Regions from separate parts of the Homo sapiens genome. Here region 2 is linked to region 1. Evidence: chromatin loops called from intact Hi-C (ENCODE). Cell type or tissue: IMR-90. All regions are shown on one strand. Each heading gives the region's core, and the rest is flanking DNA. Links, peaks and the distances in the headings are about the cores only.

Evidence for each region. A loop is a pair of places that touch in the nucleus more often than their neighbours do. Peaks named below come from ENCODE experiments on the same cell type or tissue, not always from the same donor. Only the 100,000 strongest peaks of a DNase experiment are listed, where the experiment ranks them.
Region 2: it touches region 1 in a loop (2.7-fold over the local background); 3 of 110 quality-filtered maps call a loop at or near these places.

The regions. Positions count from the first base shown.
Region 1 is chr5:114,236,690-114,248,259 of GRCh38, reverse strand. It overlaps a transcript of KCNN2 not described here. Among named protein-coding and RNA genes, the nearest start is that of KCNN2, 120 kb to the left of the region's middle. In IMR-90, for the core only: no CTCF peak of the experiment used is centred there; DNase peaks (open chromatin) are centred at 4,409 and 9,159; H3K4me3 peaks cover 727 bases; H3K27ac peaks cover 3,310 bases.
Region 2 is chr5:114,170,893-114,182,462 of GRCh38, reverse strand. It overlaps a transcript of KCNN2 not described here. Among named protein-coding and RNA genes, the nearest start is that of KCNN2, 190 kb to the left of the region's middle. In IMR-90, for the core only: no CTCF peak of the experiment used is centred there; a DNase peak (open chromatin) is centred at 5,892; H3K27ac peaks cover 264 bases.

The DNA of each region.
Region 1 (11,570 bases), core at 1,322-9,321:
CATTAAGAGGATGACACCAACTCTCAAGCTGAAATAATGCGTATTTGAATCATCCTAACCCCCTAATATACACTTCCCTCTTTCCTGTCCATGTAAAAATCTGGGGGAAACAAGGAGCATTACTATACAAGAAGGCATTGGACTGAGACTTCAAGTAGGTCGACATGACCTGATTCGAATAAGGAAGGCAACATGTTGAACATTCTTGCTCACAGCAGTCATCCACCTGTAAGAAGAGTCTAGAGTTCTGTTCTAAGTCAGGACGGAAAGCAAAGAAAAGGGAAGTCCAAAGTCTCAGGTGGAAAACACAAAAACAATTAAGATAGAATTCTGAAGATAATTATACTGAGATGCACAAGGAGGGCTTCCAATTAAACTTGAAAGAAATAATATTAGCAAATCCAGAAACCCACCTAAGACATAATCCTTCCTCTGAAAAAAAAAACTACTATGTCAACAATGGCTACCCTTTTGGGTACTTGCTGTGTGTCAGACATAGTTGCCAGCAATTTCCATGGATTAAATCATTTACTCTTGTTTCATTAAATCTAAGCTACTACTTAAGGTAGTCTGACAAATCCCATCATGGAACGGGGTACGTGAGCATGCTCTTAGCAAGTTCAGGCTACTAAAAACATTAGGCAAGTTAACTATTCTTTATAGTTGATCTAATATTTGATAAGTAAGTTGAAAGTGGATACTTAATCTACTTTCAATCCTGGTCCTTTCATTTAAAAAGTCTTTAGAAATTATTCAACATGACACAGTGGGACACATTTTCAGCACTTTGCTGACCTTTGGGGACTTGCCAGTAATGAAACAAGAGTTCAAAATCTAAATAATAAAATTTAATAATGCATTGTTGATACATTTTAATCTAAAGGAAACTTCATGAACATTTATGGACAGACAGTGACCAAGAATCATCTTCAAGTGACAAATAAGGAGCCAGCATGTGTAGAAAACTGTCTGTTACAGAAGAGTCAGCACAGATATCTCTTATTCATTTAGCCAGGTCACTCTTTCTTTTCTTTTCTTTTTTTTTTTTTTTTTTTTTGGAGACATATGGTACCATGCCTGGCTAATTTTTGTATTATTATTATTATTATTATTTTTCTAGTAGAGACAGAGTTTCACCATGTTGGTCACGCTGATCTCGAGCTCCCAACCTCAAGTGATCTGCCCGCCTCGGCCTCCCAAAGTGCTGGGATTACAGGCGTGAGTGCCCGGCCCCAGGTCACTCTTTGATCCTACTCATCAGCAAGTGATATAATCTAACCATTTCCAGGTAACAAATCAGAGAAATTATATTACAACAACAGTGTTGTTTCCTTCGTTTCCTTCTACCTTCTCAATTAAAAACATTCGAATAATTCATTAACTTAGGTTTTAGAAATATTAAATTATGTTAGCTAATAAAGGCATTATTAACAAATGGAATAAGAATATTAACTAATATATATTAACTAATATTCCATATTAGTAACAATTGAATAAGAATAATATTGTCTTATTCATTTGAATATTGTGTTATTCATTTGAATATTGTGTTATTCATTTGAAAGTTAAAAACCAACCAACTATGGACATATCCTTGGGATTATGACTATCACAAATACCTGTTTAGTTGGCCTTAAATAAAGGTACAGTAGCTCTAAAAGTACGATACCAATGTTAGTTTTTTTACTTTTATATAATGGTAATGTCAATTTAACTTGGTATAATTATTAATCATTTTATAGCCTTTCTGAGTTTTAGTGATTTAGTAATTCTACTCTATAAACAATAAAGTTCATAGACCAAATATATCATTGTAATAGGTAGATAAGTATTCATAACCATGAAAAATGACCTACGCATTGTTTATCTTCTAAAATTTCAACAACATAATGGTTTCTCTACATAAAAGTGAAGACTGCTCTTGCTGCCTAGAGCATCGCAAATAATTTTACCCAATAAGATGCATAATCATCCCACATTATAGTTATTAGGTATTTTTATGAGTACAAATAAACAAAATGAAGCACAAATCAGTATTTCTTGGCCTCTTTAGTATCATATATATTTATATCTACAACAAGTACTTATGTATTTATCAAGGCAATTTTATAGAGAAAATTACATTCACGAAAATAGGAAATAAACTCAGGGACAATTCACCTAACAGATCAGTGGAAATCAGAGATCAAAGTCATGGTACTGTACTGAAGCTTGAAGACCACCCTGATCCTCCAAGAAAAAACTTCTATCCTAGAAAATCTGTTTATATGTCTAATATCCCTGAGGGTTTGAGGCCACATCAATATATCTGGCCTTCTGTGTGAATTCTGTGAGTTTTAGTAGATATGCTGAGAACAAGTTGGGTGATAAGGTAGAGGCAGCACAGGAGAGCAGAAAAGAGTCCTCAGTGGCTTAGCACATAAGATATGTCCACCTGTTCCTGACTGTTCTCCAACTTGCTAAAGGCCCTTGGGTAAATTTTTCAGCCTTCCTTTCCTCAACTGTGAAAGGAAGAGTTTGAGCTAGATAATCTAAGACAGCTCTATGTTTTTTTGTTTTGTTTTGTTTTTAGGGGTTTTTTGACAAAGAATATTGGAATTTGCCAAAAAATACTTATATTGTTATTTCACAGTCAGATAAATCATTCTAGAACAGACAGGCAAGCAATTCATCCACTACACTATAAACCAAAAGGCAGCTATAGTGTGGCTGCAGTGAGCTGTGTGAGAAATAAGAAACTTTACTTTTGATATAGATGCTGTGTGAATTTGGGCAATTCACTTTCCCTCTTTGAAATTCAGTTTCTTTGTTAGTAACAACAGTCTTGAAAAGATTAAGTGAAATAATATATGTGAAAGCATTTGGTGAAGTATAAAATGCTACACAAATGCAAGGTGATTTGTTATGTGCATGAAGAGATATCACGTTTATCAATAATCCTGCTAACATTCAGACCACTTCAAGTCTAACCAGACACCCAAATACCTCTCTACCTCTCTCACCCACATACGAATACAACTGCAGTGACAGCAGCACTAGAGTTTTTGATTTAGAAAGAAAATATTCCTGCTTTTACTATGGGATATTTGTTTTCATCAACTTTGACACCTTAATCTTCTTTTATTATTTTAAGGATTTAAATATTTTACCAGTACCTGCTTTTGTCTGATGAATTTGTTTGCAAATGGCTAAACACTTTAATTGACAATTCTTTTTAAACAGCCACTGCCTTGTACAACTATTATTTCTTGGCTTTTATGCTGAGTAATTTGACAGCCATTAATATTTTTTGCTTTATTTTGTGGAAGAGTTTCACCTGCATTGTTATCATTAAGTTACAGAATAACCCAGCAGTTCTAGAAGCTCCAAAAGAGAAGCACCCTATTAAATGATAAGCAAACCCACTAAGAAAATGAATTTGTATTTGTGACTTTAGAGCCCCATAACCTGCATGTTAGCTTCAATGAGTAAAGCTTCAGATACCACCGTTAATTGACATAAACACCAAGCCAGGAAGCTGCTACTGTCCTCACAAACTTCACCAACACAACACAGATGGACTACTGTCTAAAGAAGCCCACAGACCTTTTTCTTTCTCTCTTTCTCTCTCTCTCTCTCTCTGTCTCTCCCCTCCACACTCCCCCCAATAACCCCCCATGCCCGCCCCAGAGTTTTGCTCTTATTGCCCAGGCTGGAGTGCAATGGCGCGATCTCGGCTCGCTGTAACCTCCGCCTCCCGGGTTCAAGCAATTCTCCTGCCTCAGCCTCCCAAGTAGCTGGGATCACAGGTGCCCGCCACCACGCCCGGCTATTTTTTTGTATTTTTAGCAGAGACAAGGTTTCACTATATTGGCCAGGTTGGTCTTGAACTCCTGACCTCAGGTGATCCACCCATCTCAGCCTCCCCAAGTGGCAATGAGCCGCCATGCCCAGCCTCTTTTTTTTTAAATAAACAAGCAAAAAAATTCCATCTTGCTCTTAGGTCCAAAAATTCTACTCTTGCTACTCTTAGGAGTCTGTTTACTGCGTGCTCCAACAGGAAAGCCACATTTACACTAACTTCCTCTTCTTATTTTCAGAAAGTTCTAGAATTTAGAGACTGCCCTAACTAGATATGAGTGAAGCTCATTTAACAGCTGCCTTTCAGTTCTGGATTTGAGGAACCACATCATTCAGAAGCATTCTCACATGCATTCATATATCAGTAAACCAGTTGCTGAGATTAGGTCTGCCAGGTTTCTCTTAGGGTTAACATTTACTGTAGTTGTCTTACAGTTACCCTCAGTGAATCCTTCCTTTTGGGATCCAGTACTTGCAATCCGCAGTAGTTTAAGACAGGGTTTAAGAATGTTTTCATACCAAAAAAGGACTCTGGATGGAAGATTGCTCATCTCCTGTTTATTCTTACCCAAAGTGAAACCTGCTTTGGTGTTCTGTAACATAAGTACAGTAGTCACCCTTTATCCTGGGGGAAACACATTCCAAAATCCCTAGTGGATGACTAAAACCACATACCAAACCTTGTATATACTATGTTTTTCCTATACATACCTATGATAAAGTTCAACTTATAAATTAGGCACAGTAAGACATTAACAACAATCACTGATAACGAAATACAAGAATGATAACAATATGCCAGCAACACTACTCTTGCATTTTGGGGCCATTATTAACTTAAATAAAGTTGACTTGAACACAAGCCATGACAGTTAATCTGATAACTGAGCTACTAAGTGATTAATGGGCCAGTAGCATAGATGTGTGGATACGCTGGACAAAGGGGTGGTTCAGGTACGGGGCAAGATGGGGCCAGACACTGCGAGATTTCATCACGCTACTCAGGATTACATGCAATTTAAAACTTATGAATTGTTTACTTCTGGAAATTTTCATTTCACATTTTCAGACCTCAGCTGGCCACGAGTAACTGAAACTACAGAAAGCAAAACTGAGGAAAAGGGGAGACTACCGTAAACATATGTGTGAGTTGCTATGTTACACAGGTTAGTTGAGATCAAATGTCATTGTAGGTTCTTATTCATCTTTTTCTTTCCTCTTAACTCTGAGAACTTAAAATGGCTTTCTTCTAAGCCACAATCTAAATAACTTAGATTTAGAGGGCTTTTTATGCAGTATAAAATATACTATGTAACAATAATTTTGTATGAAGACATATTATATGTTTATTTTTATATTTTCTGACATCCCCACTAGAATATAAGTTCCACAATGGCAGAGAATATTTCTTTTGCTCACTGGTGTTTTCCCTGTCTAATCAGTATTTGACACTGAGAAAACACTCAGTAATATTTGTTTAATAAATAGATGAATGAATGAGTCCCAAACAAGGCATGTTGGGCCTCATTTACTGCCAAAAGAATGGCCAATTTATTTTTATTTTTTGTGTTTTATTAATTTGTAATAGGGGAAGCAATACAAAGATGAACCACATTTTTAGAAAGTTAATAATCTATCTTCCCTATATTGCATTCTCCCTAAGGAATCCAATAGTAATATACTTTTCTATTCCTTTCTCTATGTTCACAAAAATGTATACCAATACCTAGAGATCGATTTGCTTCCTTCCTTCCTTCTGTCCTTCTTGCTCTTTCTAACATTTACTCTGAAGTTGCTTTTTTCCTATTCGCGAGTTCAAAATAAATACATAGAACACTGGTCTTCCCAAGGACTAAGTAGAGAAATAGTTGAATTAATATAATCATTCTTTTGGTAGACATTCAGGTTGTGTCTCAACTGGTGTCACTATAAACAATGCTTATATAAATATCCTTGTAAATAAATAGTTATAGAGAACTGGATTAATGCCTGTTAGATATGTTATCAACACAGGATTTCTGGGTCAAAACTATGCAAACTCATTGTCTATTATATGAGCTGCAAGTATTTTTATGAGGTTCATTATTTTACCTTTTATTTTGTTTATGCTATTGTTGAAGACAACTCTCCATGGGTCTTGGCTTTCATATGTCTACTGAGCAGAGGCACTGACTGCCTTTGTTCTGCACTCTTTACAAGGATGTTTGCATAGAGAGCAGCCATGGAAAGCAGAGATCATACCTCCCTCTAAATAATAATAAGCAGGCATGCTTATTGTCCATTATAAAAATTTTAGGGTCCCTAAGCTCAGGATATCTCTTCTGTAACCCACTGTGTTTGCATGTGTTACCTGACACTCTCCATTTCACCGTGTGGGAACTGGGGCTCAAGAAACAGGCACAAGAACACACTGATCCATGAAATTGTGGGAGGCCCTTTAGCCTGAAAAATGAATAAAATCTCCATACTTCATGGTTCTATATAGCTGTACATGCTTTAAAAGATTAATAGTCCAATATGTATATCTTTAAATCTTCCAGGGATCTGTCTAATTTTGGTGGTCCTTCACACTCCATATATATATATATATATATACACACATATATATATATACGTATATATATACATATATATACGTATATATGTATATATATACGTATATATATACATATATATACGTATATATGTATATATATACGTATATATATATATATCCACATATATATTCTCGTAAATTTTATTCTAACATTTTTATTTTTTACACTTAAATATTTAACATAGATTACGTTTTTGCCTATTGTGAAAGACAAGGTTCTTAGCTTTTTCTTTTCCACATGACAGCAATCTTTATTAAATAAATTGTCCTTTAAAAGGTGAATTAAATTTTATCCTTACCATGTAGTAACTTCCTATACGTATTAATACCTGACTCCATTTTGGTATATTTTAGTTTTCACCAGTCCATTTATTTAGATTCTCCTGAAGACAGAATGATGTTTTGATTATAGCAACTTGGTATACATTTTAATTTTTGTTAAGGCATAACTATCTTCACTATTTTATTCAAAATGTTTTGGCTCTTCTCCAAAATTTATCCTACTATATTCGTTATCTAAAATGAATTTTACCTATTCCAAATCTATTGAAATCTATTGAAATGCTGAGTGGAATTACATTAAATTACATAATGTTCTCAGAATTATTGCTATTTTTGTGACATTAGAGTTATTTTATCCAGACATTTACTGTTTGAGTCTTCTTTAAATATGTTTGTTATATTTCATAACTTCCTTTTATAATCAAGTACTTATATCTAAGTGGTTTATAATTTATTTTTCTTTGGATCAGGATACATATAGACACATATACAAATGTTTTTTACTCCAAATAATCTTTACTAACTAGATATTGCTAGTTAGCACAAAAGCTATTAATTTTTATATATTTTTAATTCAGCAATCTTACCAATTTCCTTAATCTGCCTGAGAGTTAATAAATCCTCTTGTGTAATTTCATTATTAGCAGATAATTTTTTAAATTCTTTTCACATATTTATACTAATTTTTCAAAGATCTATAAAAATATTTTTGCCTCATTATGTTAACTAAAATCTTCAAAATACTACTTGAGTAATAGCAGTGATAAGCAGCTATCTCTGTATTACTTCTTACATTATTGAAAATAATTTGAGGCCGGGCACAGTGACTCATGCCTGTAATCCCAGCACTTTGGGAGGATGAGGCAGTGGATTGCTTGAGGCAAGGAGTTCAAGACCAGCCTGGGCAACATGGCGAAACCCGTCTTTACTAAAAATACAAAAATTAGACGGGCATGGTGACGTGCACCTGTGAGCCCAGCTACTCAGGAGGCTAAGACACAAGAATTGTTTGAAACTGGGAAAGTGGAGGTTGAAGTGAGTCGAGATCATGCCACTGAACTCCAGCCTGGGTAAAAGAGTGAGACTTTGTCTCAAAAAAAAAAAAAAAAAAAAAGAGAAAGAAAAATATAATTTGAGCTTTCTTTTTAAAATATAATATTAACAGTAGATTTTTATATGTTTTTCTATCATGTCTAAGCAATTTCCATCTATTCTTATTTTATAAGCTTTTATGAGGAATAAATGAATTTCACCAATTCTTGTCTAACATCTTACAATATAATTAAATAATTATAATTCAAATTTTTTTGGTATAATACATTTTATATGTGATTTACTAGTGTTAAACCATGTAAACTGAGTAAGTTTCCCCTAATCACAAGTTACTATCATTTTAAAACATGGATTAGCCAACATTTTATTTAATTTTAATATCTATATTCATACTTGAAAATGATCCTTACTTTTCTTGAGGATACTGTAGACAGTTTTCATGTTAAACTTATGGCGGTTTCTTAAAATGAACTGGGAAGGTCTCAATTTTTTCTATTCCTTGGATTATTTCAATAATATACGAATTACCTTTTTAATGCTTAGAATGCAGTTACAAAATAATCTCAATCTAATACTTCAAAATTTTTAGATTCTAATTGCCTTTCTAATATATCTTTTGGTTATTTGTTATTTGGTGCTTTCAACTGATAGTTCAAAGGCTTTAACACCTATGACATCAAATGAAGATCTCAGGAGGTTTCCTCAAGAAAATTGGTAAAATAAAGGAGAAGGAAGGGCTAAGTCCCACAGGGAAACCACTGTTAGAGAGTTACTTCATTAGCTCACACTGCAAAGAACCACTTTTCAAACATGAATGTGAGTAACCACTGGAAGCAACAAGACAAAAAATACTAAAGGATCCAAATAGTTGAAAACAAAAAACGACCTTAATTTGTCTCTTCTCAAGTGTTCCTCCAACTGATAAAGATAGGGTGAATCAAAATGGTCCTATCCCATTTTTTTTGTCCCTAAATCTGCTTTGCCCCAGTTAGGCTTCATTTTAAAACAAGGTCAGGAAATAAAATAGTACTTTCCTTTGCAGGAGCAATATTTTTAAAAAATATCTCATGCCAGTATTTAGCTCCTAAATATATTTCTGTAAATTTTTCAATAAGCATCTCCTCTCTGTCCTCTATTCCTCACACCGGTTAACTTTTCCTCTTTTCCTTCTCAAAGTCTTTGGTGGCTTTTTTATCAGTCAGCTGAAATATATCCCCTGATGTCAGTTATTTCCCACATCACTGGGTTTATAATTTTATCTTTGCTTCTCTAGCTGACTATTTTCCCAATTCTCCATTAAGCTACACACCCACACCAGGCATGGGCTTCTTTCCATTATGCACTTACAGTTACTTTGAGTCACCAGAATTACCCTCCAAAGAGCATACTAACTCTTCCCAAAATGATTTAATTGCTTCTGATGCAATCTTTGGGCCTCTTCCTATCCTCATCAACATAAAAACTAAATCTGTTGTTGTTTCAGAAAGTAAACCACATTGAGCATGCTGTACCACCAGGAGATGAGATGTAGAACAGTAACTAGATGATAAAGACATTATCATCAAGCTCAAAAATACAATTAAATCACATCAAAGATTATCAGGAACACTGTACCCTGTTCTCCTTCATCTCAGCACACCATAAAAAAAATAGGTCCATGCTTCATGAGAAAAGGGCCTTTGCATTTTGATCTATGTTAAAAGAGATAGACTGCTCAGGCTGATAGGACATAGGTTAGTGGAATTACATTCTAAATTAACATAAATTGCCATGCCAGCTCCCTATGGTGGAATCCAATAAATTGTTTTTTAGAAAATTAAATTTCAATACAGTAGAGAACAATAATCCTTTTTTTTTTTTTTGGAGACGGAGTCTCACTCTGTCACCCAGACTGGAGTGCAGTGCCGCGATCTTGGCTCACTGCAACCTCTGCCTCCTGGGTTCAAGCGATTCTCCTGCCTCAGTCCCCCGAGTAGCTGGGACTACAAGTGCCTGCTGCCACGCCCAGCTAATTTTTTGTATTTTAGTAGAGACGGGGTTTCACCATGTTGGCCAGGCTGGTCTTGAACTCCTGAGCTCAGACAATCCACCCGCCTCGGCCTCCCAAAGTGCTAGGATTACAGGCGTGAGCCACTGCACCCAACAATAATCCAATTTTTGTAATTTATCCTTTAAGTCTAAAAAAAGAGAATTAGAGGTCTTCATGGAAATAGTGTATATTTTCTAGAAAATAAACAAAAAGACCACAATGGAAATCTTTTGAAAAGAGTAACCTACAAGAGGATAGCAAAGTATTTCTCAAGAAGTCTCTAGTATTTAACTATATCTCACCTTTACTGTGATCACTCTGCCCTTCTGCATGTGAATTATGTTTCCTGCACTTGGTACAAATGCTAGAGAGACTTACTGAGTCCAGATATTCAATGTGTTCCTCTACATGACTAAGCTTCCTTTGCGGTGAAATTGAAGCCACGTGACTTGGTTTGATGAATGGGCTGTGAGCTCAAGTGTCACTTCTGAGCTAAGTAAGTCAGAAGCTGGTATGCTTCCTCCATCCATCTCTTCCTATGCTGCTGCAACCTAAAAGGCCACGGGGCAAGAGCTGAGCATCACAAGATTCAGTTCCCTGAGTCACCTCGTGGAGTAAAGCCTCTCCCAACCCGTAGAAGGCTATATATGAGTTAGAAATAAATTTCTGTTGACTAAGTTACTGAGATTTGGGGCTTTAATCACTTGCAGCTAGCATTAATTACCATAAATAATACAATGCATAATCATAAAACATTAGGGCAGTAAGGGACCTGAGAAATTGCCTGTGCCAGTGTGTTTCAAACTTTAGATTGTGTTTTTCAAAGGAAGATTTTCATCAGGTAAAATAAAAAAAAAATTTAGAGATAAAAGTGAAGCTGCTTTCTTAGTCATGGCGGGGGATCTACTAAAGCCCCAGCCTTCTCTCTCCCTCCTACCTTATCTCCACCTTCAGGTACCAAATAGTCTCCAATGTCCACAACTGCATAGGTACACACAGCAAAGCCACTTGCAGGACATGGCTTGAAAGATACTAATCTAGGTCAGCTCCCTCAATTTCTGGAAGTTCTAGGGGCTTACATGTCTTGCCTAGGTAGGTTCTTTTTCACACATAGAAAGCAAAACCAGGGCATTTTTTTTTTCTGTGGGGTGTGTGAGTGTGTGTGTGAGTGTGTGTGTGTGTGTGTGTGTGTGTGTGTGTGTGAATTTTGACAACCCACATCAGGAGATGGAAGTTTGAATGGTGAAGTTTTTGAGAGAGAGTGTTGCAACAATTGCTTGTCGTACTGGAAATCAGTTTGGTCTTATTTTCAAGAGCTGAACAATCACATAGCTCCTGTGATCCAGATATTCCATTCTTAGAAATATATCCCCAAGAGAATCCCTTGCACATGTATAGCAAGACTTATGTTCAAGACTATTTTAGCAGCACTGTTCACCACAGAGTGAACCTATTGTGAACAGTGTTTTTCCTTGGGAGGCTTGATGACTATGATGTGGTATATTTTACCGAAAGTTACATTGAATAAACTAGTAACATGCAAAATATGATGAATCTTAGCTAAGTACTATGAAAAATTAAGTCCCAAAATATTACGTATAGCATAGTATCCTTTTCCATAAACACCAAATAAAGCAAGTATGTGTATATATATGTGTGTACATGTACACAGGTAATATACATAATACTTATACAAGCAATGAAAAAATATTTCACATTTCACATATATCCAAGCAATGAATATATATTACACAAATAGAAAGAAAAACA
Region 2 (11,570 bases), core at 1,328-9,327, 66 kb after region 1:
TCTCTATGAAGTCAATGAAATCCCCATGATAATTTTCAGTTATTTTTGTGAAACTGAAGACATGATTCTGAATTTTATATGGAAATATGAAAAAAATACATCTCATATCCACATTTTAAAAGATAAGGTTCAAGGACTTACACTACCTAATTTTCAGGCTTACTATAAAGCTAGAGTAATAAAGACATATCAGCAGGCAGGATCAACAACTAGATCAATGAAACAAAGAAGTAGAGAAACTCAGAAGTTTCTACTAGATCAAAGTAGAGAACTCAGAAGTAGATTGATAATTCTAAAGTCATTTGAGTTTCTGCAATGAATCCAAAGTAATTTAATGCAGGAAGAAAAGAGTTTTCAGTAAAGAGTCCTGAAATAAATGGATATCCATATTTTTAAAAATATCAAATCTAACCCACACCTTACATACACAAAAATTAATTTTTTTTTTTGACACAGCTTCTCCCTCTGTTGCCCAGGCTGAAGTGCAGTGGTTTGATCTCTGCTCACTGCAATCTCCACCTCCCGGGTTCAAGTGACCCTCCTGCCTTGGCCTCCCTAGTAGTTGGGACTACAGGCGTGCGCCACAACGCTGGGCTAATTTTTGTATTTTTAGTAGAGACGGGGTTTCACCATGGCCAGGCTGGTCTCGAACTCCTGACCTCAGGTGATCTGCCCACCTCAGCCTCCCAAAGTGCTGGGATTACAGGCGTGAGACACCACACCCTGCCCACAAAAATTAATTTGACATGGACATAGATCTAAACATAAGAGCCAAAATTATAAAAATATTTCGAAGCAAACATAAAAGAGTACCTTTGCAACACAGGAAACAGAAAACAACAATCACAAAATAAAAAAATTGATAAATTAGACTTTATTAAAATTTAAAACTTTGACTAAAAAATATATCATTAGGAAAATGAATACCCACATATTCAATACAAGGAGAAATTAATGGGCAAATATCTGCTGTCCAGAATGTGAAAGAACTCATAATTCAGTAATGAGAATATAACCAATCCAAAAAATAACAGCAAAGTATTTGAAAACACTTCACAAAGTAAGACATATGCATTGCCAATAAGCACATTAAAAACTATTCAATATATTTATCCATCAGTGAAATGCACATTAAAACCACAAGGTGATACTACACATACAAAACAGAATGGCTAAAATTAAAGACTCACGAGAACAAACACTGGCAAGAAAGTAGATCACTTGAACTCTCATAAAAATGATGCAACCACTTTGGAAAAATGGTTGGCATTTTCTGGAAAACTAAACCTACATCTACCCTATGACCAAGCAATTTCAGTACTAGGTACTTAAGAGAAAAGAAAGCACATGTCCACAAAAATACTTGCATGAGAGTATTCATAACAACTTTATTCACAAAAACCAAAATGGAAACAGCCAAGGTAGCTCTTAATAAGAAATTAGATAAACATAAATATACATGATGAAATACTACTTAAGAATAAAAAAGAACCAACTACTCATACATGTAACAACATATGTCTGAATCTTAAAAACATTATGCTGAATGAAAGAAGCATTATACAAAAGAGTAGATAATTGTATGACCCATTTGATATGAAGTTCTAGAACAGGCAGAAATAGTAAGACAAAATCAGATCAGTGGTTGTCTCTGAGGAGTTTGTGAGAAAGTTGACTAGGAAGGGGGCTGAGGGAACTTTTTGCAGTGATGGCTATAGTCTGTATTGTATTAGGGGTTTGGGTGGTTTGACACAGAATTGTCACAAACCCTCAGTTGCAGTATCTACAAAGCTCATAAAGCAAGTGGCAATTAAACAAGGTATGCCAGTATCTACATACATATATATGTATAGATAGCCAAATTATTCTTTGACATTAATATAATAATAGATAATAAAAAGTATTTTTGCATAGAATGGCTTTTATTTAAAAGATTAGAATTCTTATATTTTTCTTTTAAAAGTATTATTAAAATAACACAAGAAGTTGATTAAAAGCAAAGCCCTCAAAATTCAGCACTTTTATAGTGTTAACTATAAACACAGAGGCAAGAAATTTAAGGAAGAATATAATTGTTAGGGTTATAAATATTGTCTGAAATGTATTGCTAACTGTAATTGTGACAATAAGGGTATAAAACAAGTCTTAAATACAGTAATTTCAGTTGTGTACAAAATGAGACTCGGTAGTAGTGACTGAAGTTCTGGGTAGAGAAGATCACGAGCTCAAATTGAGATTCAAAGAAAAAAAAATGTCTATATGGATTTTGGAGGTAGGAACCATAGCCCAAGTATGAAGAATTTGTCAACTCAAACTGTCTTACCACTCATTATTGAACGTTTAACTTATAATCCGTTTTGTCTTGTTATATTTGTCCACAGAGTGCACCCACCCTCGTGCTTCAGGGAAAAGACATATGGCCAATATCCCTTGACCTATAGAAGTCATGTTCAATTTTCTTTAAAAATACATTTAATAGGTTGAAGCAAAGGGGGAAAAATCTAGGATTAATAAAATAAAGATAAGTGGCTGTAAATGTTTCTTGTGTTTTATTTCTCTAAATATTTTAAGCTTCTTGAAGATAATATCCATACTTTCTATTCTTTGCATAGTCTCTATCACGGTGTGAGAATGCGGTATTTGATTTCAAAAATGTGTTTAATTAAGACGAAAAATTTAAAAACTACTATATGGCTGAGTCTTATTTTAAGGTTTTAAACGCTCTACTGTGAGGAAATGGGTGGCTAGTGTTGCTGTGGGAGTGATGATTGTGCCTGGAGAGGTAAAAATAAACCAAAGAAAGCTTTAGAAAAAAAAAAGTTTGACATTTTCTTTCAGAAGTCCAAACACTGTCTAAAAGTAGACAGGGAAGTTTCCCAAGATAAGAAAAGGAGAGTATAATGAAAGGAGCATGGGCTCTTTACCTACTGACTGGCTCAGTGACCTTAGGCTTGTTCTTGACCCTGTGCCTCTACTTTCTAAATGGAGATAATAACCTTTGATTGAAAGCACAATGAGGAGGAAAAGTGGAGGTACTCTTGTTCTCTCCTTTCTTTCTCTTATATCACTCTGGGGAAAGCAAGCTCCCAGGCTGTGATCAGCCCTACGGAGAAGCACATGTGGAAAGGAACTGAAGCCTCCAGCCAAAGCCAGCATGAACAGAGGTGTGACAACAATCACTTGAGTGAGCTTACAAATAAATTTTGTAGCTCTGTAAGCCTTGAGATGACTGCAGCTCCAGCCTACAGCTTAATTAAACGTTGGGAGAGAATCTGAGCTGGAACCATTTAGTTAAGCCATATCCATATTGCTGACCATCAAGAACTGTGAGATAATAAATAAATACTTGTTTTTAAACTGATGAGTTTGGGCCCAATTTGTCACATAGCAATGGGTAACTAATACAGTTCCCCAAGTTTATGTTCCACCAAATGAATTCTGTCTTGGAGGGATCTCAAAAAGCCTACAGATGCTAATGTCTTTGCATTCAAAGTCTCCAGGGGCTAGACCATATTCATATTCCCTCTTAAACTACAAACAGATTAAGAAAAGACTGAAGGTCACAGGAAAGCTAATTTACTTGCCAGGTATTTCTGCTCTTAACTGAGAAAATATGTCAACCCAGACATCAAAGTGCAATTTAAACTGAATACATTCACATGATCCGGCCTCCTTAGCAAAATGACAAATGAAACCCTAACTCTATGACTAACCTTAATTTTAGAGTGAGATAAAATGCAATGGGAAATTAACTGCTTTATTCTTGGAAGTGTTAAACAGAAGCACTTAAAAATATCAAAAGAATAGTGTTACATAAAATGAAGAGGAGCCCCACTAAAAGGCTAAATGAATTGAAGTGGGAAAATTATGCATTGTAGAGGTTCCTATTGCAAGGGAAATAAACAGAGATCAGGCTTTGGAGAGGGAATGGGTAATTCTATCTGGAATTTGTCACCTACAGTTTCTGATAATCTTCCAACAGCTTTGAAAATGTGTGTACTTCCATAGAAACTGACTATCTTTAACAAGCTTGACCACATACAGTTTTTCCTGAAATGTAATATAATTACATAGCTGAGCTGTGTGTGAATTTATCTTCAGATGGACACATTCTACCACCAGATGAAGTAAATCAGATCAAAGTGGAAAGGAACTGCCAGATGGCAGTTTATGGAACTCTCATTTGGCCACCTTCCATTTATTTATTATATTTTTTAAGTTATGGGAAAAGCTGAGCCTTTATAGAAGTCAGAATACACATGCAGTGGGAAGTCTATACATTTCTTATTTAATTACTGATGAAAATGTAAAAAACATTTTACTGATTTATCTCAGCATGTTTTATTATCTTCATTTTCTTCCTTGGTGGAAAGGAATAGGCAGTGAATAGGAAGAATACAAAAAGATATCACATTTAAGAAGACGTTCATTGTCTTTCATGACTAAATTAAAAACAATGTCATATGATAAAATTACAAGGCACTCAAACTTAAGACAGGCGTAACACAGGTTTCTGAATTTGGGTCTTAACATATGCTGTTTTACAAAGACCTCAAATCTATTTTTATTTTTATTTGATTTAATCCGATGTCTAATTGATCAAAATGGTTTGTTTCCTTTTCTTGTCTTTCCTCTTTTCCTTAACTGAGAAGATAATGTCTTAAATTAAATTTAAAACAGAATACTAGGATTGCAATGCCTTGATTAATTACCTCATACTTTAACTTTCAAAGTTATTCTAGATTTTCACAGTTAGCACAATTTTAATTAAAGTACTCTATAAAAATGCTGTAATTATTATTATTGTTAATATATTTATTAAATATCTGTTTCAGGAACTATGTTAATGTTTTGTATGGTGTATTTCATAATTAACTTAGCAAATTTTACCTTAGGTCACCAACAACTGTATGAAATAATTTCACAAGTCCCCCAAGGCTAATGGAAAAAATATATATATATATGGATATATAGAATACATATAAATTTACTTGTGATGTGTGACATACATACAAAACAGCATATTAGCTGGGTGCCGTGGCCCACTCCTGTAATCCCAGCACTTTGGGAGGCCAAGGCGGGTGGATCACGAGGTCAGGAGATCGAGACCATCCTGGCTAACACGGTGAAACCCCGTCTCTACTAAAAATACAAAACATTAGCCGGGCGCGGTGGCGGGCTCCTGTAGTCCCAGCTACTCAGGAGGCTGAGGCAGGAGAATGGCGTGATCCCGGGAGGCGGAGCTTGCAGTGAGCCGAGATCGCGCCACTGCACTCCAGCCTGGGCGACAGAGCGAGACTCCGTTTCAAAAAAAAAAAAAACCAGCATATTAGCAATGTTGCTGTTATTATCCAACACTTGATATCTTATATTTAATAATTTGAAAATGTTGGATGCCTGACTTTAGGGTGTGGAAAATGAATGAAGTGATTGTAGACCATTTACTCTAAGAGTTTTTCAGACATGAGAAGAGAGTTATGGTTTAAAAAAAAACTGTTCCTCCTTTAAAAAGAAAAAGGAAGTAAAGAAGAGGTTGCACACTGGAGAGAGAGAGAGAGACTAGGTAAAGTTCTATATTAACTTACATATTTTTATCTTGTAGAGATGCAAATAATATTTGTTTGGTGAAAAAATAAATCTCCAAAAGTTATTATTCATCGCCCTCATAAAACATTAACCAGTTCTGTATCTAATATCCCTTTATTAAATTGCTTATGAATACCTAGCTTCTCAAATGCTCTTTGGATTAGTTTAACATCTTACTGGTACCCTCATTAATAAATGTGTAGAAGAACACCTTTGACATGTGTTTATTTTATATCTGCATGAAAGTCATGACTAGTGACTAATGGCTTCTAGTAATAATGATAATAGCATTCCTTATTAATGCATCATCAAAAACAACTCCATTCCTCTCAGTCATTCTTGTGATGTTTTCTTAGTGATATTAGAATGTAAAGTATTTGAGCAACTCTAGCCCATGAATAAAATGTTTTATAAACTTAGATGTTCAGCCTTACAGAGCCAAAGTCTTTTGAACCCTGGGAAAAGCAGGCTTAATATATCACTGAATTTGACATGAATAACAGATTATTTTCCCCAAAAACAAAGAACTAAGGATGAAATACCAAAAAAAAACTTATGATTATAAGCGTTGTTATAGCTTTGTCTGAGGTGATTCTCAACCAGGATCAATTTTCCCTCCAGGGGACATTTGGCAAAGTTTGAAGACATTTTTGGTTGCCACACTTGGGAAAGGGTGCACTGGCATCGTGTGGTTAAGGAACATGGATGCTGCTAAAGATTCTGCATTACACATGACAGGCCCAACAACAAAGAATTATCCAGCTGAAAATGTCATCAGTGCTGAGGTCAAGAAACACTGGTCTACAGTAGCAAAGAAAAGTGATTTGAGAAATTATCAGGCAACAACAAAAAAGAAAACAATTGCACATGAAATGTAATTATCTCCAATAAGAAATATGTATGTGAATACTATATTAACCTAAGAAATAACTGTATAGCAATTGCCTTTGAAATTTACTGTTTTCAGGAGATAAAGCTTGCAAGTCATTTCAGAATTGATGTAGAACATTATGAATATCAAATTCTTTTCATTTTTTACAATAACTCTGGCAAAATGGCAAATTATACAGCAATTCAACTAAAGTGCAATTGCAACTAGTTTATGGGCTACATTAAGTCACAAAAGAATTAAAATATTTCATAGATTTAATTTCATTTTTGGTCATTTATTACCTGAATTTTTGTGCAAAGTGTCTATTTTCTCCCTGTAAAATGTGTCCTTGAGTGTGCCTATACTTTACATCTCCCTCCTTCAGTCACTATTAGAATTTCAGAAATTATTTCACCTACAGAACTATACCTGTTTTTTTCAGGATCTTCAGCATAAAAATAATACTATCAGGCCTTTCTCTTTGAGTATATCAACAAAAGTTTCATCCTTTCAAAGTGATGCAGATCCCACCATATGTGATTATAAATGTTATTTACCTTTGACATGTACACCTGATGCACAAGAGTCTATTCAGAAATTTATGAGTACATTATTTTAAAGGGCGGAATCAAATTTACCTATGCCTAGAAAGAGCACAACTTAATGTTGCAGAAATTCAAAGTCTTTATATATAGTTATTGGCAGCAACAGATGCCAATCCTTAGTAAGAAACTTTGTAATACATATACGTGGCAAGTTATAACATTTTATGTGTGAGAATAATACCAAATCTAAGAATTCCTCATAATCCTAGCCTAAAGAGATAGCAATTGTTAACATTACAGTATTAATCATTCTAATCTTTTTAGAAAAACATTTCTGAAACCACAGCTTATAACTACCTCTTGCTAAACAAGCCCAAACTGTCATAACATGCTGAGAATAAAAAGAAAACAGCCCAGCAAATAAATAGTATCAGTGGTTAAAAGCGATGCAGTGTTGGAGGGACTAAAGATTTTAATTATTTCTTGAGGATTTTAGTTATTTCCTGAAGGGAGGACACAGCACAACTCACACAGCCCATTGGGGGCAGCTTTGGTTTCACATATACTAAGGGCTCAAATGATAATTTCCTATTTCCTGCCTTGTCTTGGACAGAAAATCCAGTTCATTTAATTTATATTTGGCAGCTGCTGGGGCAGCCAAAATTATCCCAAGGATAGAATATATTTTAATCCATACCTGAGGAAGCAGGCCTTTTGGAATTAATCAGGAATTAAATTTCATGACATCCTGTTTTATCGAGAAGGGAAATATACAAATTCACCTACAAGGGTATGCCAAACACAGAGGTTTTTCATTGCACCTGAGCAAACGCAGCATGACTGGATATAGCTGAAATCTTTGAAATATACATCAAAGGACATGCAACACAGAATAAATTCTTCCAGTCTTGCATGATAGAGGATCTTCCATTTCAGGCAAAGGTCAGTTCAGAAGTGAAGTAAGAAATACAAGAAAACTTAGGGTTTCCAAACATAAAATGAGATAATGGGCAGGTCAGTTTCCATAATCTACTCTAAATGCTCTTGTCTAGACTAATGCCAAATTCTATAAGGCAACCATTATCCATCTGCAGTAGGTCTGTTTGTGTCACTGCTTAGTCAGAAAGCAAACTTACTATGGGAGGCAATTCTTCAGAAACACTTTCTGCGTTGTTTTCTAAGATATCACTGTCTCCAGCAGGGTTCATGTATCTTATGAAGCCATGACAACTACCCAGTTGGTTATACTGGGGGACAAAATTTGACAGCTGTCCTTGGGTTTTCTAAATTCATTTTGTTTTTGATCGTTTTACTTCAACTGAAATAATTCTGAGCCACTTGAAGAGTTTGAGAATAATGTTTGCATTGTAAGAAATATTTAACTAAAAAGGTACTTTGGGGGAAACATACTCATTTAGAATTTATTTGTGAAAATTAGACATGTAAAGGCTCTTTCATTATCATACTTTGTCATGGTGACATTTCAGAAAAGTTAAAATAAAAAGCATGCTTGGAGGTTGAGTGCAAAAAAAAGTAAAAATTAAAATAAAAAACATTATTTTATAACTAAATTTTTAGTGAATCTGCCATCTCAGTGCTAGTATCACTAATGATTTTCTTAGACATTTTCTGCTTTGTTACTTTTAGACATGATGATTGATGAAAAATAAAAATAATATAGTAAAAATATTCTATAACATCAAATGTTACAATAGCCACAAATAAAATTAAATATGTAGGAATTAACAAAAGAACTAAAGGATTTATACAATGAAAAATACAAAACGCTGATGAAAAAAATTAAAGAGGACACCAAAAAATGGAAAGATATTCTATGTTCATGAATTGGAAGAATCAATATTGTTAAAATGCTCCTACTACCCAAAGTAATCTACAGATTCAATGTAATCTCTATCAAAATACCAATGACATTCTTCACAGGAATAGAAAAAACAATTCTACAATTTGTATGGGGAATCACACACACACACACACACACACACACACACACACACACACACAAACAAAACAAAAACAAAAAACCCACCAGAATAGCCAAAGCTATCCTGAACAAAAAAGAACAAAACCAGAGAAATCACATTACCTGACTTCAAATTATACTACAGAGCTACAGTAAACAAAACAGCATGGCACTGTCATAAAAACAGACACATAGATCAATGGAACCGAATAGAGAACCCTGAAACAAATTCATACACCTACCGTGAACTCATTTTTTACAAAGGTGCCAACAACATATGTTGGGGAAAAGACAGTTTCTTCAATAAATAGCACTGGGAAAACTTGATATTCTTATGCAGAAGAAACTAGGCCCCTATCTCTTGCCATATACAAAAATTAAATAAAAATGAATTAAAGATGTACATCTAAGACCTCAAACTACAAAACTCCTGAAAGAAAATATTGAGGAAAATCTCCAGGACATTGGTCTGGGCAAAGATTTCTGGAGTAATACCCCACAAGCACTGGCAACCAAAGCAGAAATGGACAAACGGGATCATATCAAGTTAAAAAGCTTCTGCATATCAAAGGAAACAATCAACAAAGTGAAGAGACAACCCACAGAATAAGATAAAATATTTGCAAACTGCCCATCTGACAAGGTATTAATAACCAGAATATATAAAGAACTCAACTCTACAGAAAAAAATCTAATATTTGATTAAAAAACAGGCAAAAGATCTGAATAGACATTTCTCAAAAGACATACAAGTGTCAAACAGGCATATGAAAAGGTGCTCAGCATCACTGATCATCAGAGAAATGCAAATCAAAACAACATAATATATATTATATATTATAATATATGGGATATATATGTTATATAAACTATAATATATATATAACTAAATATGTGTTATCTCCTTATATTTTCCCACTTGAAAGCTTCCATGATGCAGTATAACTCTCCCACACACAGTAAATGTTTTCTAATTTCCAGAAAGACAAGGTAATTCTCTAATTGTTAAGAACTTGTGAACATCCCAGTGATAGCTAAAATAGAGGTGAGAAAATACGTAAGTTGGTAAGTTGGTGAGGGATGAGAAGGCTGGAATGGATGGAGATATTGGCTTAACAGGTAATAGTATAATTCTTAGAATTTCAAAAAATAAGGTAAAAACCCTAGAAATGAAACCAATCTTCCTACCTTCTTTGTTAATATTTATTAAGTGCTTTGCATGATACTTTGCCCATAATAAGCACCAAATAAATATTTGTTGAATTAACAAGTGGTGCTGGTAGTTCACTTTGTGGTGTAAACTGGTAGGTTGGGATGAAAGTGAGGGTTGTACGAAATTGAGAATCAACTGGAGAAACTATATATGGTCATCTCCAAAGGCTTATCTTCAATAGGTTTGTAGAAACTTCCCTTCCCTTGGTCAAGCTTAGAAGCATTATAGGATCAATAATGTTTCCTGAGTTCCTAAAACCCAGAGCACATTCCATCTTTTTCATCTTCACTGCTTTATCACAACAAGAGGGCTCCATACTATACACCCTGAAAACTGGGATAATTATACTGATAAGTTCACACCTTCCTCACACACACAATTTAGTTCACTTTCAGGCTACATGAGTGCAAAGTCACAAAGACATGGTAAAGCAGCCATAAAATGACATTCCACAGGTCAAAGAGCACATTTATAGTTAGCATGAAAAATCATTAGTGAGTAGCCCTCAGGGTATTCATTCAAAATTAGGGTTAGGCATCAAGGGAAAAATATGAAGGTGGAGAGAACACAGTTCTCAAAAAAAAAAAGCATATAAGAAAAGCGAGGCTCTGGAATTCCACAATTTTAAATAAGTTCAAAGTTTAGAGAGGAAAGTCCTTAACGAGGGACTAGTGTATGCCCATACATGCTATAAGGAGAGCGATAAGTCCTAAACATATACTGTGGGTCTGTGTTCTGCTCCCAAGGAGCAGGAGAGGTGAAGGAGAAATGGAGTGCTGTATTGAAAAGAAATATTAATCGAATAATTAGTAAAACTCATTAAATTTCTCCACTGATTTTCTAAAATGTTTTAGCCAAAGGAACAATATTGATATTTTGCAAGGCAATGAGAAACAACTGAAGTATCAACTATTTGAGTGCTTCTCCTCCAACTCAGAAGGCATGTTACCTATGAGGTATGTGTCATATTTAAGAGAACTGCAAAGGTTTTCTTTTATGTTGTTATTATTTTTTAATATCTAATGTGGCCTCCAAGTTGAAGACAAAGCTACTAGAATGCATACTTCCTTCCTAAAAATGGCTTTTACTTTGGTACTTTTAGACATGGTCATTGATGCATACAATATAAGAATATTAAATTTTAAAAATGAAAAATTAGAAAACAGTGGAACATCAGAATGGAAAGATAGAGAGTCAGGATCAGTATTCAAAAGTCAGACCACAAGTCCTATTCAATTGTTAAAGCTGGCTAACAAATATAATTTTGAGCCTCCCAGACTGAAGCCAAAAGTGAAATACACTCACAGTACCTATATGATAAAAAAGAATTAATTCTGAGGAAAAGCATAGCTTGAGATAATGGAGAAATGTGTT